2 separate regions of the Mus musculus genome follow, and region 2 is linked to region 1. A link is a contact called in ENCODE Hi-C data. All regions are on one chromosome and are shown on one strand. Each heading gives the region's core, a stretch centred on a gene start or an enhancer-like site at or near the end of the contact. The rest is flanking DNA. Distances are from core to core; before and after follow the strand shown. Region 1 holds the start of Wnt3a (wingless-type MMTV integration site family, member 3A). Region 2 holds the start of 1700007J10Rik (RIKEN cDNA 1700007J10 gene).

What was found. Hi-C counts contacts between places; a loop is a spot of excess contacts on that map.
Region 2: a loop to region 1 is called in a map of gastrocnemius, with 2.1 times the contacts of the local background. The contact joins the promoter of 1700007J10Rik here to the promoter of Wnt3a in region 1. A Hi-C loop is called at or near these places in 1 of 37 maps with a recorded cell type or tissue (gastrocnemius).

The regions. Positions count from the first base shown.
Region 1 is chr11:59,286,373-59,294,057 of GRCm38, reverse strand. Wnt3a (wingless-type MMTV integration site family, member 3A) reads left to right here and starts at 3,307. Exons shown (of 4, transcript NM_009522.2): 1 at 3,307-3,481. The coding sequence starts at 3,411.
Region 2 is chr11:59,737,554-59,745,238 of GRCm38, reverse strand. 1700007J10Rik (RIKEN cDNA 1700007J10 gene) reads left to right here and starts at 5,085. Exons shown (of 6, transcript NR_045476.1): 1 at 5,085-5,201. Mprip (myosin phosphatase Rho interacting protein) reads right to left here. Exons shown (of 24, transcript NM_001368931.1): 7 at 7,657-7,685; 8 at 3,978-4,119; 9 at 3,141-3,248; 10 at 1,412-1,468; 11 at 419-487.

The sequences.
Region 1 (7,685 bases), core at 2,058-4,557:
TTGCAATACTGGCTCAGAGGCCCCACCCATGTCTCTGCCCCATCCTAGTTCAGCTGTCTCAGATGTGCTGAGAGAAGGCATGGGGTTAAAGAGCCTTGGTCTCACCTGTGGGCATCCACCACATCCACCACGTATTCACCAGGTGCTTACCCTTGTGACAAGGGTGCAGATGCTCTCCCCCTATAGACACGGTTTGGAGGCACATTGACTGACAAGGGACAGCCCTTAGGGGACAGCAGAGGGCGCTCCTGGAAGCAACCTGATCTCCAGACAAGGAGGAGTCCACGGGCAATGCATGTGTTCCCAGTAGGAGCCAAAATGTAGGTGTGCTGTGCACTGCACAGTCCTCCAAAGCCAGGCTGCAAGTTAGAGGGCAAGAGAGAAACAGGTGGGAGAGATGACACACAACTCCTATAAAACAGAGGCGGCGGCGGAGGACAAGACCAAGGCCAGACTGAGTTAAGTAGTGAGCTCCAGGATGAGAAAACGAAGGCAGGTAGGAAGGAAGGACAGGGGAAAGAGAAGTGGAAAGCAAGGGGACAAGGAATAAAAACAAAACAAACAAAAGCAGAAGGAGGGTCAGGCGGTGGTGGCGCACGCCTCTAGTCCCAGCACTCAGGAGGCAGAAGCAGGTGGATCTCTGAGTTTGAGGTCAGTCTGGTCTACAGAGTGAGGTCAAGTTCGAGGATAGCCAGGCAGGGATGCACAGGGAAACCCTGTCTCAAAAATCAAAACCAACCCAACAAACAAAAACAAAAATGGAAGGATAGAAGAGAGATAATCCATGAGGTTCCAGTGTAGTAGAAAAGCCCTCCGAGACAATGGTCCACACTAAATGAGACGCCATCTCCCAGGGTCCATGAAGGCTGCTATTCTGCTGCCCAGGGATGAGATTCAGAAGAGGGCAGGACCTCCCATATTGTCTCGGTTGTCTACAAATTCGTTGCAAGCCTGGCTCAGGGTCCTTGGTGATCCCTCAAATGTCTCCTCCCACCTGGGAAACCAAGGTACTCTGGATTCCCCTCCTCCCTGTCCTCCCCATTCTCCTCTCTGTCCTCCCTGTCCTCCCCCTCCTCCTCCCTGCCCTCCCTCTCCCTCTAGCTGGCCTAGCAGGGGCCAATACAACTGCAGGGAATCAAGGAAGAGCCTTTTCCTGAACTGTCCTGGATGCCCCAGTCCAACAGCAACTCCCACTTGCCCTGGCTTGGTTTGCTCCACTGTCCTGAAGGCACAGTGTGATATCCCAGACCTCCAGCGAGACAGCCCAACCTGCAAGCCCTGATGGGAGGGGTGGCCTGAGACAACAGTACCTACATGCCTCATTTGATGGGATCTGTAAAAGTTCTACGGAGATCAAGGACAAGTATCCAGCTGATGGGTACTTATCAGCACCCACAAAGGAGAGGGCATGGCACTCTCCTTTGTGTCTGGAGAGCCTGCAGCCCCTGGAGCTCTGCTCACCAGGGCCCTAATCCCCCTCCACCACCACTGGACTGCAGCACTGGGGAGGTGGAGGTGCTGGAAGCCTGCCTGCTGGGCTCAGGCCCCCATCCCATCCATAGCCCAGGCTCCCCCAGTAATTCGATAATTGGGTGGGATTTTCACTGAGAGAGAGGGAAAGTCCAAAGTAGCGATGAGCCAGCTCTCCTCCCCTCCCTGCCTCATTCCAGAGTTCTTCCCTCTGAGAGTAGAGGTCTAGCAGTGACTCAGACTAGGGAGGGCGAACAAAGGCTACACTTAGACTACACAGACTCCTAATGGTGGGGCATAAGAAAAAAGAATGGTTCTCTCTCTAAACTTGGGTCTCTTGATACCATCTCCAGGTGACTCCTGGAGCCAGGGTCTATAAACACATGGGTGGCATCCTCAATATCATGAGCTCCCTTTGCTAATGGTAAACACTGGGCAGGAGGAGGCAGGCTCTAGGGAGCAGCCTGCCTTGATTTCGTCAGTCTGTCCTGAGCTTACAGAAACAACTGGGCATCTCTTTCTCTGAGAAGCAATCCTGTACAGCCCACGGCACACCGGAGACCACTTTATGCTCCCACTGAGCCACAGGGTGAATCATGACTCAAGACCACCGGCTTTAGAAGTGGACAGGGCACCACGAACGAGCCTGAAACTTGCGTTTGTAGCTCTTACATGGTGGCTCTCTCTTCAATGCAAAATGCCACAAGAATTCCTGCTGAGCTTCCTTTACAGCCTCGGGTACTGAGGACCAATCCCTGGTGGGAGGTGTCTCTTACCTGCCATGCCTTCAGGTGCTCCAGGGAGAAGCTGGAGCACATCCAAACTTGTACCTTGTCCTCAAATTACAAAACTCCCTAGGGTCTTTTCTCTGGGCTACAAAATTCTGCAAATGGACTCAGGAGGAATCAATGTGGAAATTTCACTTTGCCTTCCCAATCAGCAAAATAATGTTTGCCAAAATCGTTAGATTTCTTTCCCCTAAGTAGGCTACTGCCGACTTGAAAGCAGTGGTTCCAGAACCCGAGCCCAGGGGCTGCCACTTCCTATGCATGAGTTTATGGAGAGAGTAGAGGGATTGATTCTTGGACTTGGACTCCCTAACAACTACCTGCGTACAGGGTCCGATTGCTCCCTGCTCCGGGAGGGGGTGTGGCTACAGACTGATTCCTGAGAGACAAGATGATGGAGCCTCAAAGTTGCCAAGAGCAAGAGACAGGATGTGGCAGAACAGAAAAAGTGCTAGAGGGAGAATGTATGTCTTGCGCTGATCTCATGGTGCTTGGAGCTTGAGATCCAGGGCCTGGTCCTGTGACCCCCATAGGTTGAGATCAGGAAGAACGGAGCCCAAGCTCGAGGACTACGCAGTGCAATTCTCAGCTGGCACAGTGCGGTCCTGGAAGGCTACTAACCGGTGCACAAGAGCTCGCCATGCACACCTAGGCACATCCAACACGCTGCGCATCCCAACGCGCATTGTATTCCAGCACATACCAGCAGTGCCGCAGCACCCCCTCTACGAACACCGACACACCCCGCACTCTGCACACACCTTCAGCACCCCAGCGCCAGGAGCTCTCCCATTCACCCCGCGCACCCACGGCCGCGGGAGGGGCCAGCGCCGCGAGGCTCCAAACCCCCAGGGCCCCGCCCGCCCCTGCCCGCCCCGCCCCGGCCCCAGCCCCGGCGGGCGCCCCCCGCGGCGCTGCCCCGCCCCCGCCGCCCCGCGCCGCCCAGGGCCTCGGCCCGCCGCCCGGCCGCCGGCCCACCTGGCGCAGCGCCGCCCTCGGAGCCCGTGTACCGGTGCACACCCGGGAACCCCGCGCACCCCGCTGCCACAGAGGGCCCAGCGCCACTGCAGCCGCGCCACCTCCCAGGGCCGGGCCAGCCCAGGCGTCCGCGCTCTCGGGGTGGACTCCCCCCGCTGCGCGCTCAAGCCGGCGATGGCTCCTCTCGGATACCTCTTAGTGCTCTGCAGCCTGAAGCAGGCTCTGGGCAGCTACCCGATCTGGTGGTGAGTGAGTCTACTTGCGTTCGCCCCGGGCCCCAGTGCCACCCTAGGGCAACCGCCCCCCTGGGGCAGGGCCCCCACCGTTGCTCCGCGCACTGGCTGCGAGCGGGTTGTTTTCCTTGGCTGCCACTTGGACCTGTTTGGGCCGCAGCTGGGACGCGGGTGGCGGAGTTTCCGGGGACACTGATTCCCCTGGCAGGAGGGAAGGGAGGGCAGTGAAAGTCCATGCTGTCCCTGGCGTCGAACAAGAATGGCAGAAAGCGGGTCAGCACATGACACTAATGCCTAGGCAATGGTCGAGGAAGGAGTGTAAAAGAGAAGCAGCGCAAGGAAGAGACTCTTCTTAGGTACCTTATCTTACACACACACACACACACACACACACACACACACACACACACACACACACACACACACACACACTTTAAAACAAAGTCGGCAAGACAAGACCGAACAGCTCGGGGCAGCGCAGTTACGTAAAGACAGTCCGAGACCGGGCGGGGAGTGGCTCAGAGCCTGCGGCAAGGCGCACCGGGGCCAGCCGGGAGCCGTGCGCGCTTCTCCAACGCTGTCGCCTAGCTTCTACGTAGCTGTCGGGGTGGAAGGGTCGGTCGGCCGTCCACAGCTTTAATCTAGCTGACAAGAAACGCTGCTGCCGGGAGGGATGAGCAGTAGGTAAAGTAAGGGATTTGAGTTTCCCGGAGTGAGAGGCTTGGGGATTCGGTCTTGGAGAGGCTGGACAGCATCCTCCACTCCAGACAAGGCACACTAGAAGACTCTTCTCAGCCTAGGGATGGAGTGAGATTAAGCAAAGGGAAAGTTCCTGACTCTCAGGCCCTAAGTCCTCCGCACGCAACCCGAGAGAAGGAGAAATTGGGGCGTCCCTTCCTCGGGGTGTGTGACACTCCCTCCCTTCATGGAGCGCAGACTTAAGGTCACCATCAGTGCGCAGATCTCTCCTCGAACACAAGCTAGAGGATTGAGACCGGATAGGGACCGGCGCGCGCCGCTGGTGGAGACTCAGTTGGACAGAAGCCTCCCACAAACATGCGCACACCCCCCCCCGCCCAGGAACACTCCGACAGCTTGCCTGGAATTATAATAATTATGCCGAGGGGAAGGGGGGACCCAGCGAGCCGAAGTACATCTAATCCGATAATCATTTTTCTCTTCGAGATGCTTTAGGAGAAGAGCTGAGAAGCCTGGGGTGGGGATGCAGGGCCCGCTCCGCTGCAGGGATGGAGGGTGGGCTACTGGGAGTCGCTAGGGGCTGGAGAGGCTGCTGGGCAGCGGCTGCGCTCCACAGAGATCTAGCTGAGCCTCCGCTCCCTTGAGATTTTTAAGACCCGAAGGGGCACCTGTGGAGCCCTGTGGCCTCCGGGAGTGAGGATTGCGTCGGGCGCGTCTAGGAGCGCGGACGCACTGAGGCGCGTCCCGGCGTCCGCGGGGAGCCAGGGGCAGCGCGTCCGAGGGAGCCCCGCGGGCTGCCCGCTGCTGCGCCAGGCTTCTAATTAGAACCCGCCGCCGCGGAATTCCTGGGCTCAAGAGGAAGCGCCTTCGCCCCCGCTCTACTCCCATAAAGAAGGGCCTTGTCGCCAGCCTCCTGGTTACCCCGCGTCCTGGGACTTTTGTCCTTAAGGTCGTGGGGGGTCACTAACCGGGTCCGCCCAGGCCCACAGAAGCATAGCCTCCTTTTCACCTGGGCTGTTAGACCCCCCCCTCGGGTGCACCCAGCATTCTCCAGGTGAGAGGGGAGGGGTGTGAAAAAGTGCAGCCCTTAGCCTTCCCACCCCTCCCCTCAAAGGACCGGGGCAACCCTTTGGCCCCAGAAAGTGATACGGAAGTCCACCTGGTATTCATGGGGTTGGGTGACAAGGGCCACCTCTCCGCCCATCCCCTACTTCCACTTTGTTCTCCGTAGGATTCTCACACTTAACAATTCTGCTTCCTGAGACGCAGCCCCCCTCACTCTGGGATGCTGGCTTCCTGGGGACAAGACCTAGTTCCCCTCCTGCCCCCTCTATTCCCTCTCAGTTCCCAGCAGACTCAAAAGTGTCAGCTGGATGGGGCTCGCCCTGCAGAATGGAGAGGAAGGGTCCCTTAAAACTACAGTGGCTGTAGTCACTTGACACAGTGTGGTAGCTGGCTCTTTAATAAAGGTTGTTTTGCAATTTCTACTTACCAACCTTCAAGTGTCTCCTCTTTTCTCTTCCCCACACTATGGGCCTAGATAAGCCATAGCCCCCAATATGGAGAAACATCATGGCTTCTGCTGGGTGGGCTACTGGTGAGCTTCATACAGAGGCAAAACCCGGGACCTTTTCTTAAGATTTATTATATTCACGCTCAGCCTGCACGCTGATTCTTTTACTTGACCTCCCACCCAGCCTGAGCCTCCCTCCCCCCTTTCTGGCCCCCAGCTCCCCTTTCCTATGAAAGTGAGAAAGTGAACCGTAGAGAAGTTCCTCACCTGCAGGACCAAAACCGGGAAATCTCAAATCTGGAGTCATTAGGCTTTTGAAGATGGTGTGGGTCTTCTTGGGGAGAAAGTTGATGCTTCCCTGCTTCTGGTGGAACCGTGAAGGTCTACCTCCTCCCCCGGACCAACTCTGAAGGATGGTTGATGTGTTCAACCCCATTGCCAGTCCTGATACCACAGAACCATCAAAAGTAAGACCTCCATGAGTGCCTGTTCTGGGAGGCAAGTGGACCAAACCACATCCCAGAAGAAGGTTCTCTTCCCTTTCCCACTCCAGTGCCAGGTTCTCTTCTCACAGGGTTAGAACTGATTGGAAAGAGCCCAAGGGAAGAGGAGTGGTTCATGAGGCTAGAAGAAAGTAGGCTCCATCAGAGGAACTCTAAGATGCACCTGGGACCCCCCCTCCTCCCTCCCACTTCCTTATGTCCTGTCTGGAGATGCCAGTCTTGTGGCATCTCTCTGCTTCTCCCCAGTCACTGAGCTAATTCGTGGCAGGGAATTGACTTTATTCAAACTCACAACTCCCTCTATCTACTCCACAGGCTACACTGCTGTGTCCCCACCCTCACTGGCCACTTCTTGCGGTCTTCTCAGTTCTCAGCCCTACACTCATCCCATGCCCTCACTGCCACTTGGATTTCCTGTCTGTGTCCCTGCTTCCCTTTCTCCCTTCCTCCTCAGGGTCCCTCTGATATGGACACATTCCTGTTGGGCCACCAGCTCCTGAGCATGGGAAACACTGCAGAGCAGACAGAGGCAGTCCTCCTGAGCTTCTAACAGTTTCCTCTGTGGGGTTCTCCCTGGTATCTCTGAAGCTGTGTGCTGTGTGTGTCCCAGGGACACTTTAACGAGTCCCATTTCTTTAGAGACCAACTCTAGTTCCTCTTCTCAGCACATGGGTGCCTCTGGCTTCTCACTCTTCTCTGCAGCCCTGATCCTCCCCCCTCTGGGTGCACTGCTGGGCACAGACAGCCTCCAAGGAGTTAGGGCTCTTAGCTTTCCTCCCACCTTCTTGTGACCTGGTGATGGATGCCAGCAGTCTGCCTCACAGTGGGGACAAAGCCTGGTGGAACACACAGGGTAGGAGAGGAAGAGAAAGAGGGAGAGAGAGACTGACTAGGGGGCATATGGGTATAAGATGGAGAGATTACTGATGAGATGGATGGTCCGTCTGTCCATGTAGAATCTCCAGGTTGCCAAGGTGAACAGGTGGGTATGCTGCTGTACAGAGCAAATGAAGAGATGCGAGTGCACAGCTAGGCAAAGACAGGCAAACTGAGGCAGAGTCAAGCTGAATTTCCTGGCTTGCTACGAAGCTGCAGATATCACTCCAGAGCTGTCATTTATGAGACTTCCTCCCAGTTTAGCCCTTAAAACCTGCTCTCTCCCCTCATCTTCAGGCTCCTTCCTCACCTGCCCACCTCTGTCCACCTGCCCACCTCTGTCAGTTCTCTATATTTCTGGTCCCTCCCTCCTCCCCTTTCTCCCTTCTTCCAGTCTCTCACATCACTTGGTCAGTAACTAACATAAAACTCACAAAGCAAAAGAAATCAGGACCCTACGGTAAATCACCACTACTACTAGTACTGCAACTCCTGGGGCATTGAGCTAGGTGTTGCTTCCTCAGAACTGCCAATCACTCAAACTGTCATCATTAACCCCAAGAGGAACATTCAAAGTCAGCCCTTTCCAGAGACCAACTTACCCACTCTTCCACATTTTGATGCT
Region 2 (7,685 bases), core at 3,836-6,335, 450 kb before region 1:
CGTGTGCGCATGCCTATGTATCGCATGTGTACCTGGAGCTTGTGGAGAAGAGAGCACCAGATCCCTTGGAACTCGAGTTACAGATGGTAGTGAGTCTTTATGTAGGTGTAGAAACCCAGATCCTCTACAAAACCCAGTGCTCTTAACTGTTGAGCCATCTCTCCAGCCCAACTTCATTGTTCTTAAAAGAATATAGAAAACAAAGTAGTCAAAGCCCACTGCATCAAGATACCGAACTCAAGTCCTTAGAGAATGACCATAATATCTGAGGAGGGCAACAGTTCTGCCATCAAAGCTGGCCCATCTGCATGTACTGTCCCAGTAGACTGAAACCATGACACCCAAGGCAGTAGGCTACCTTTTCACAGACTTCAGCCCTGGACTTTTAGATGCCACTTATGCCTTGTAGTGTTCTCACCTCCTCAGCCACGGAATCCCTGTAGTATCTCAGGCTCTGATCTGCCAGGACAAACCAGTGTTTCTTCCACTAAGGGAGAGAAAGATAAAACATCCAACTACCCTGCAAACACAGCTGACGTCCCTCCCTGACCCCAGCTGAGTCTAGCACCTGGAGATACAGGTAAAGCAGGCAACAGAGGGCTGTTCTGGCAGGCAGCCATGCGCTCATGGCCTCAGGGAGGCCCTGCTTAGATGCACTGCAGCAATGAGGCAGTGGAGAGTAGTGGGCCTTGGCCAGCTCTGTGCCCCAGTGTGTGGTTGGTGATGGTGCTTCGCAGGCCTCCATCCTAACTGCAGAGACTGCAGACAGTTCTGGGTCCATCACACAGAACGGTGGCTGTGAAAGGTGCTGAGAGGCACAGTCACTTGGCTGACACACCAGTGTGAGCACACTGTGCCAGCAGGTACAAACTAACCTGCAAAAGTCCCAATCTTCGTTCTGAGGAAGGGAACTTGAGTCTTCAGGTAAAGGCAAGGGCATTAAATAGGGTGGAAGAAGGAGAAGAGGGGATGCTTTGGCACAGTCTCCCAAGGCAAACGGAGCTAGGAGAGCAGACTGGGTTTCTATAGGCTTCTAAGGCAAGGGCCTAACGTGCTTCTGGCTAAGGTGAGGCTTGCAAATTCTTCCTATTTGGACTTAATATTTACAATTCACAATTCTAGGGTGCCCTTAAAGATGAGATGGTCTAACACAAGGGTTTTGCAGCCTTATGTGTCTGCCATGTATAGCTGCCTTGCATGGAAACACAAGCCACCCCACAGCCATAGGCTCTGAGGAAGCACAGACTCTAAGAGAATTTTTAGGAGCAATCATAGGCAGGAACTGTAGGATGTTGTAGGTTGTCTGCAGGCCAAAAGCATGAATCAGGGCTCACCAACCCCACCAGGGACAAGCTGGGACTTGCATCTGCTCCCCAGTCCTCCAGGCCTCAGCGCTTACACACACACTCACCTGGCCATCCTCATACTGCTTGGTTAGCCAGCCTTTCTTGAAATTCAGCAGGTCAGGCTGAGAAAGAAAAAAGAGAGGAGCTCAAGGGAAACCATCTGGGTTCCCCAGTGATGGACAACTATGCTTAACAGGGTTGTTTCTATGTAGATGAAGCAGCAGCAGAAACAGTTTCCACCACCTTCCAGACAAGCCTGCCTACTCTCTTGCCCAGAGGCATGTGTCCCTGAGAAAGTAGTTGAGGGACAAACCTGGGCCATGGAGCACAGGCTGCCTGGCTGCTGGTCTAAGGTCTCTATCCTGGCTTATTCAGGGCTTTGCTCATTCTGCCTTGGGTCATAGCATGGGCCCAGATGGAGAGTCCCCAGGCATGTTAAGTACACGGGGACACCTGCTGAAAGGGGAATCCAAAGGCTTCAGCTGAGGCTGCAGAAGGACAAGCCTGAGAGGCAAACCATGTCCGGGGTAGACAAAGCAGTAGCAACAACCTTGTCCAACTTTAAGGTTACTCTTATACCAGGAAGAAGTTCTGTTTTATTCCCTACACAGGAAGGTAGGTCAGGACCATCAGCAGGTCTGAGTGGGTGCTGCTCTAGTGAGGAGCTTCCTGCATTCCGCTGGGGACAAAGTTCTCATTTGCTACAAGTATACCCGGAAGGACAGGCTTTGAAGACCCCAGCTACCCCTTCTGTGGTCCCCAGTGCTCTTAGGTCTCTTCCACAGCTGTCCTGATCAGAAACTGGTTTTGATTACTCCAAGGACAGGGATTGATCCAGAGAAGTGACACCAACCAGGACAGGCATCCTGGGAGTCCCTGCTCCATTGTGGAGAGGCCACAGCAGGCTCTTGCCATGCCACAACTGAACAAAGAAGGATGAGGCTTCCCTTTGTGGAGCCTTCTGTAACCCATGCTTCCTTCACAAGACTTCCTTCCACAAGAATTGTTTGAAGAACCAACAGCAGTGGAGACAAACTTTAGCATGCTCCAGCCCTGAGACCTGTACAAAGGGAAGTCCCCTTTTGATGGTGCACAGCTGTTGCTTCAGGAGACTTGGGATGAAGGCCCGCTCACTGCCTGCTGAGCTGCTGCTCTATGAAAGATTCTTAAACCTTCTGCTGTGGTTATCATTGTTGTGCCTGCCTCAAGGAATGGTGGAAGCTGGTCCCTGTGGCTCGTTCCTCTCTGGGTCTCTGGTGGTTGCCAGGAATAGTGGCTACCAGCTGAGCTGATAGAGAACCTGCTCTGGCTGGGGGATGAGAGCTGGTAAGTGTGCCACGTCTCCTGGAAGGCTGTAGGCTGTGCTGAGGAACCAGGCCGAACTTTGTCTGCAGCTTCATTCCTGTACATACCCTCAAATGGGACAAACTGTCAACACCACATGGATCCTGTTCCAAAGTGCCACAAAAATAAACACCAAAAGCAAGACAGTAGAGGTCAAGTTGGGGCTTTACACCCGCAGTGGCCTTGTGCAGCCGCCTGTGCAGAGACCTCCATGTGCTGCTACTCAGGGTGCCACACAGCCCCCAGTCCTGGTGGACCCAGGAGAGGGAAGAATGGTCAGTTGCCAATGGGTTGCAGACCAGTGGGTGGGGCACTCACAGGCATAAGGGTGGTACAGAGGGAGGGCCAGTGTGGACATAAAGACATAAATGGACAGAGCCCAGAGTGGCCAGAAGCAGCAGTGGTAGTGGCACAGATCTCCAGAGAACTTGGCACGTGGCCTGGGCTCACCGTCATGGAGGATTCTGTGGACCTCCTGTCCAATGACTTGGCTCTTCGGTGTGGAGACAGGGGACAAGCATCTGAGAGAGGAGCTGTGGGGGCTTCGCTGGCAAAGTCCTGTGGCAGAGAGCAGCCACCCATCAGTACAGCTCAAGGCAGCCTGGGCACGCATGGGGACAACAAGTTGGGTAGTTCATCCCTCCTTGAGTGGGGCAGTGCTGTCTAGGCCCCACAGCAGGTTCTGGGATGACCCATGTCCTGGCATGCTTTGGTCAGTAGAGCAGCCTTTTCTTTGGATGCCTGGTTATCACTGGTCCCACCCAATTTTGCAGCTTCTCAGGTTACAGAAGACAGACAGCAGGCACCTCGTGAGCAACAAAGAAACTGGAAAGAAGATCTTGGGTACAGCAGGCCACAGAAGAGGCAGGTGGGCAAAAGGCTGGAGGAATCTGGGAGGAGGAGGAGGAGGAGGACGGCTGAGGTCTGATGGACCTTGTAGGCTAAGCAGAGAAACGAGGGTACAGCTTGCCACTCCAAAAACAAAAGAAGGAAAAAGGTATCATATTCGGCTTTGTTCCTGGGTGGCCTCAGTGGGAAGAAATTGTGCTAGTTACAACTGGGATCTAAAACTCATTGAAGCACCTTGTGGCACAGAAGGCTAACGCTGTAGGAGGGAGATGTGGAAGACAGGCTGATGCTCAAGAGGCTAACTGGAAAGGAACAGAGTAGAGGCCCAGAAGAAACATGTCCCTGGTATGTATGGGACTCAGAACATGTACGGCACTGTGTTCCCCAGACCCAAGCCATGCTGCCAAAGGCCCCACTTGGCCCCACACTGGAGCTCACCCGCTTTCTAGGGATGGCCCGTCTCTCACTGCGGCCCTGACGAGTGTCACTTGATGGAGTGGTCAGAATCAGCATGTTGGTTTCCATGTGCTCTGCTTTTTCAATGTCCAAGGCCTCAAATTTCTCAATTACCTGGGACCTCCTACAAAAGAGGACATGAAGCTGCTGAACTCGAGTCTCCCCGTTCCCAAGGTGGACTTCGTCTCAAGTCCAGTAGGGGCTCCTGTAGTCAGCTTGCACACCTGGCCTACCTCACTGGGCTCCAGTGTTAGCCTTTCTGTTAAACAAGTGAGGCACTGCTTACACAGTACTGATAGGACTTAGGGCACAGATTCAGTCTACTTGAGCTCCACTTTCCCCCATTCACGCTGGGCTGGAACAGCCATAGAACCTTTCCACACTGGGCCTGCACTGGCCCTGCTCCAACATTGGACTCATACAGCTTGGTACACCTTGGTAACCTCCCTGAGTCAGATACAATGAAGGACAACCACCACCTCCGCAAACATTGCACCCTCTAGTTATAATGCACCCCACAGTAGGGTGTTCAAAATTTAGCAAGATAAAAGCCCATGAATTAACAGTTTCTGCTAACATTAAAAGGAATCAAAATCAAAATAAAACAAAGCAGTTGATTTCATGTGAAAGGCCAGCGGCCTTGTCAGGCGGTCTGTGGCTGGGACGACGGAGCTGAGATGGAAGCGAAGCAGGTGGAGGAGGCGCGAACACAGCAGAGGGTGGAGAGGGCAAGACCTGAAAGAAAATAAGGCTGGGAAATGAATGAACAGAAAAAGACTGCTTTTAAAATTCAAATCATGATAAATCAAAGTTATCTAAGATTTAAAGCAGCAAACCCCAAGGTAATGGCTGAAGAGAGGAAACCCATAATTACCACATAGCCTAAGGAGTCCCCTTGAGGGATTAGGCAGAAGACTTGGGCTGCCTACCTGGGCTCTGAGAGCTGATTTCAACCTGCTGGGAGGATGGTCTCTTCTCACCAAACCTAAGGCCTGCTCTCCTAGGGACAGCCTACTCCCTCACAATGAGCGTGGGCGTGGCATGCATTCTGAACCAGTGGTGTGGAGCTGAGAGGAAGTGATAAAGGTCCCTTTCAGAAAGTTAAAATCTCTAATAGGCAAGAGGAAGTCATGGCCTAGAACCCAGGAACCTCTCTTTTCAGAGGTCACTACAAATCTTCCTTAACAGTTCCTTTCCTCAAGGGAGGTAAGAGGGCAAAGGCAGCCAGGGCTCAGGAGGGCTTGTGTGTGTTCTGCCTCCATACTCGGGGTCGTTAGAAGACTGGTGCTGGGTTAGCTTGCTGTGCCTATAGAGGCTGAGGTGAGGAGACTGGCTGGGAAAGCAGTGAGCTAAGCAGCTGCTGGCTGCCAGGTAGAGGAAAATCTTTTAAGTGCAGCCAAGGTGTCCTGTATAGCTAGACTGCTGCAGAAGAGCTGGACACCACCATCCCAGGGCCGCTGTTTCTTCTCGGGCTGAGAGCACTGTATCTGGCTAGAGTACTTCAAGGCCCCAGGATAGTAGGAGGGCTGTGCCAGGCCAGACTGGCACCATGGAATATAGGTTTATAGGGTTCCAAGCAGAGTAGTTAGCATGAGAAACTACTTGCTTGGGGGGACTTGCTATAGCTGCTTGACAGAGATGCTGCCAAGACATGATGAGACCAGGAGCTTGGGCAACCTCTGCATATAGCTAGTTCTCTGTGGCTAAGTTGGTGTTTCTGAAACAATAGAGGTGACAGAGTAGCTTCACTCAAGCTACTCTGACAAGGTGGAGAGGTCAGAGTTCCATTAGCTTTCTGTTAGTCACTAAAAGTGTTATAAGGATCTCCACACTTAGCAGACACAGGTCTAAGAACCTCCTATAAGAACTCCTTCAAAGGCTCAGAAGTCTCAAGAGCAAATTCCAAGCTCAGGGCTGCTGGTACTCAGGTAGGGTTGCTTACTGGCTTACTGAAGTTTTCCAAAAGTAACCCTGAGGTTTTCAACTTCCTTACTGTGTGGCAGGTCTGTCTTGGCTACAGTAACTCAATGCAAAGTAACTGGCATCTTGTCACTCTAACTTATCAGAGACCAGGATCCAGTCCAGCACCAGGTGGACTACTTGGGCCTCAGATAGCAGTCCTCAAAGAGCAACACCAACCAGCAAGATCATTCAGGAAGGGATAGTTACAGGGTTAATGTGCAGAAGTAGTCCAGGCACCAACACCAGCTGAGAATCATCCCCATAGTGGTGAAGAACATGCAAGAACAAAGCCTAGAGACTGCATCTATCTCAGGCAGGTAGACAAGAATGCATTCAAAATTAACATCTCTGACAAGGAGCCTAGCCAAGCAGGTGGGCAAAATGTTAACTCTGGCCTGCCACTAAACGTAAAGCATAGTTGACCCCATTTTGGAACCATCAGAATTAGCCTGCTCAGCAGCCAGCGCAAACCTGCCCCTGCCCACCCTGAAGGCCTCCTTAATGGTTAACAAGACCTTTCATTTCTGCTACCCACATGCTTTAGAAGGACATCAGGAGCTCTGATGCTGGTTCCTATCATAGAATCAGAGACTTCCTGCTGAAGGCCCACCCACTAGCTGTTATTCACCATGAGGGATGGGGGTCACCCAAGTTTTCACATCCTTGAAGCAAGGGTAAGAGTAACAGGTGCTTTCCTGAGCCACTGTTGGACTGTGAAGATTGACGATTATATGGAATACCAGGGAGCACTTAGTGTCCACTGTCTTCCTGAGGGTCCATAGGCCATTTGAAACAAGCTGGGTTGGGTGTCAACTAACTGAGTTGAGAAAAGGGGACAAGAGAAAGTCCTCCCTAATCTCATCCTGCCCTCAACACCTGACTGAACTTCAGCCTGCACTCAGGGCAGGGAAGACACTGCAGATATTTCTGGAGTTGCCTTTCTGAATAGAGGACTTCTTTGTAAAGCTAATGAAAGCAGTGCTCCCACCCACAGCAAAGCACACAGATGTGCTTTTAAACTCTCCTGGGGGCAGCCATGGATCTTTAGAAACCTGTCTGGTGTTAAGCAAGAAACCTGGCCTGGACACAAAACACAGCTCAGAGATATGGTAGAGAATCAGAGGGGGACTCACGGGTAGAACATTCCCTAGTCCTCAAGCTTGGTACTTTGGGGCAAAAGAAAAGCAGGTAGGGCCTTATCTTTCCAGCAGTAAGTACTCTATCTCTGCCACTGGTGGGAAGCCTTTCAGCAAAACCCAGAGGTTTTATAAAAGTGGCAGCTGAGACACACAGCAGCTTTTCTGGCTGCCTCTTGCATCTTGGTGGGAAGGATCTATGCTGCCCCCTCACTTTCCTGTATCTTGGAATCTCTTCAGTGCCCTCTGACAACTGCAGAACTGTCAGCATGAGGAGGGCCTAGTCCCTATCTGCAGCTCTGAGTCTTCTCAGAGAATAGAAGTTCTCTCTAATAAGAGAGAAGGCCAAGAAGCCTAAGACTCAGCCACACTGGGCCTAATCTGGGAAGCACAACCTACATAAGCCAGCACTTAGTCCTGTATCTGGCTGCCAGGAGCTGAGAACTAGTACCACAGACTGGGACCCAGAGAGGAAATGCTCCACACACTGAATAGAAATCATGTTCCTGAAGTACACTTGTGTGAGTACATACATGATTTTAGCCCTCTAGTGCCCTCCTTACCTCCGCTCGTTGCCAAATAGACGGGCCAC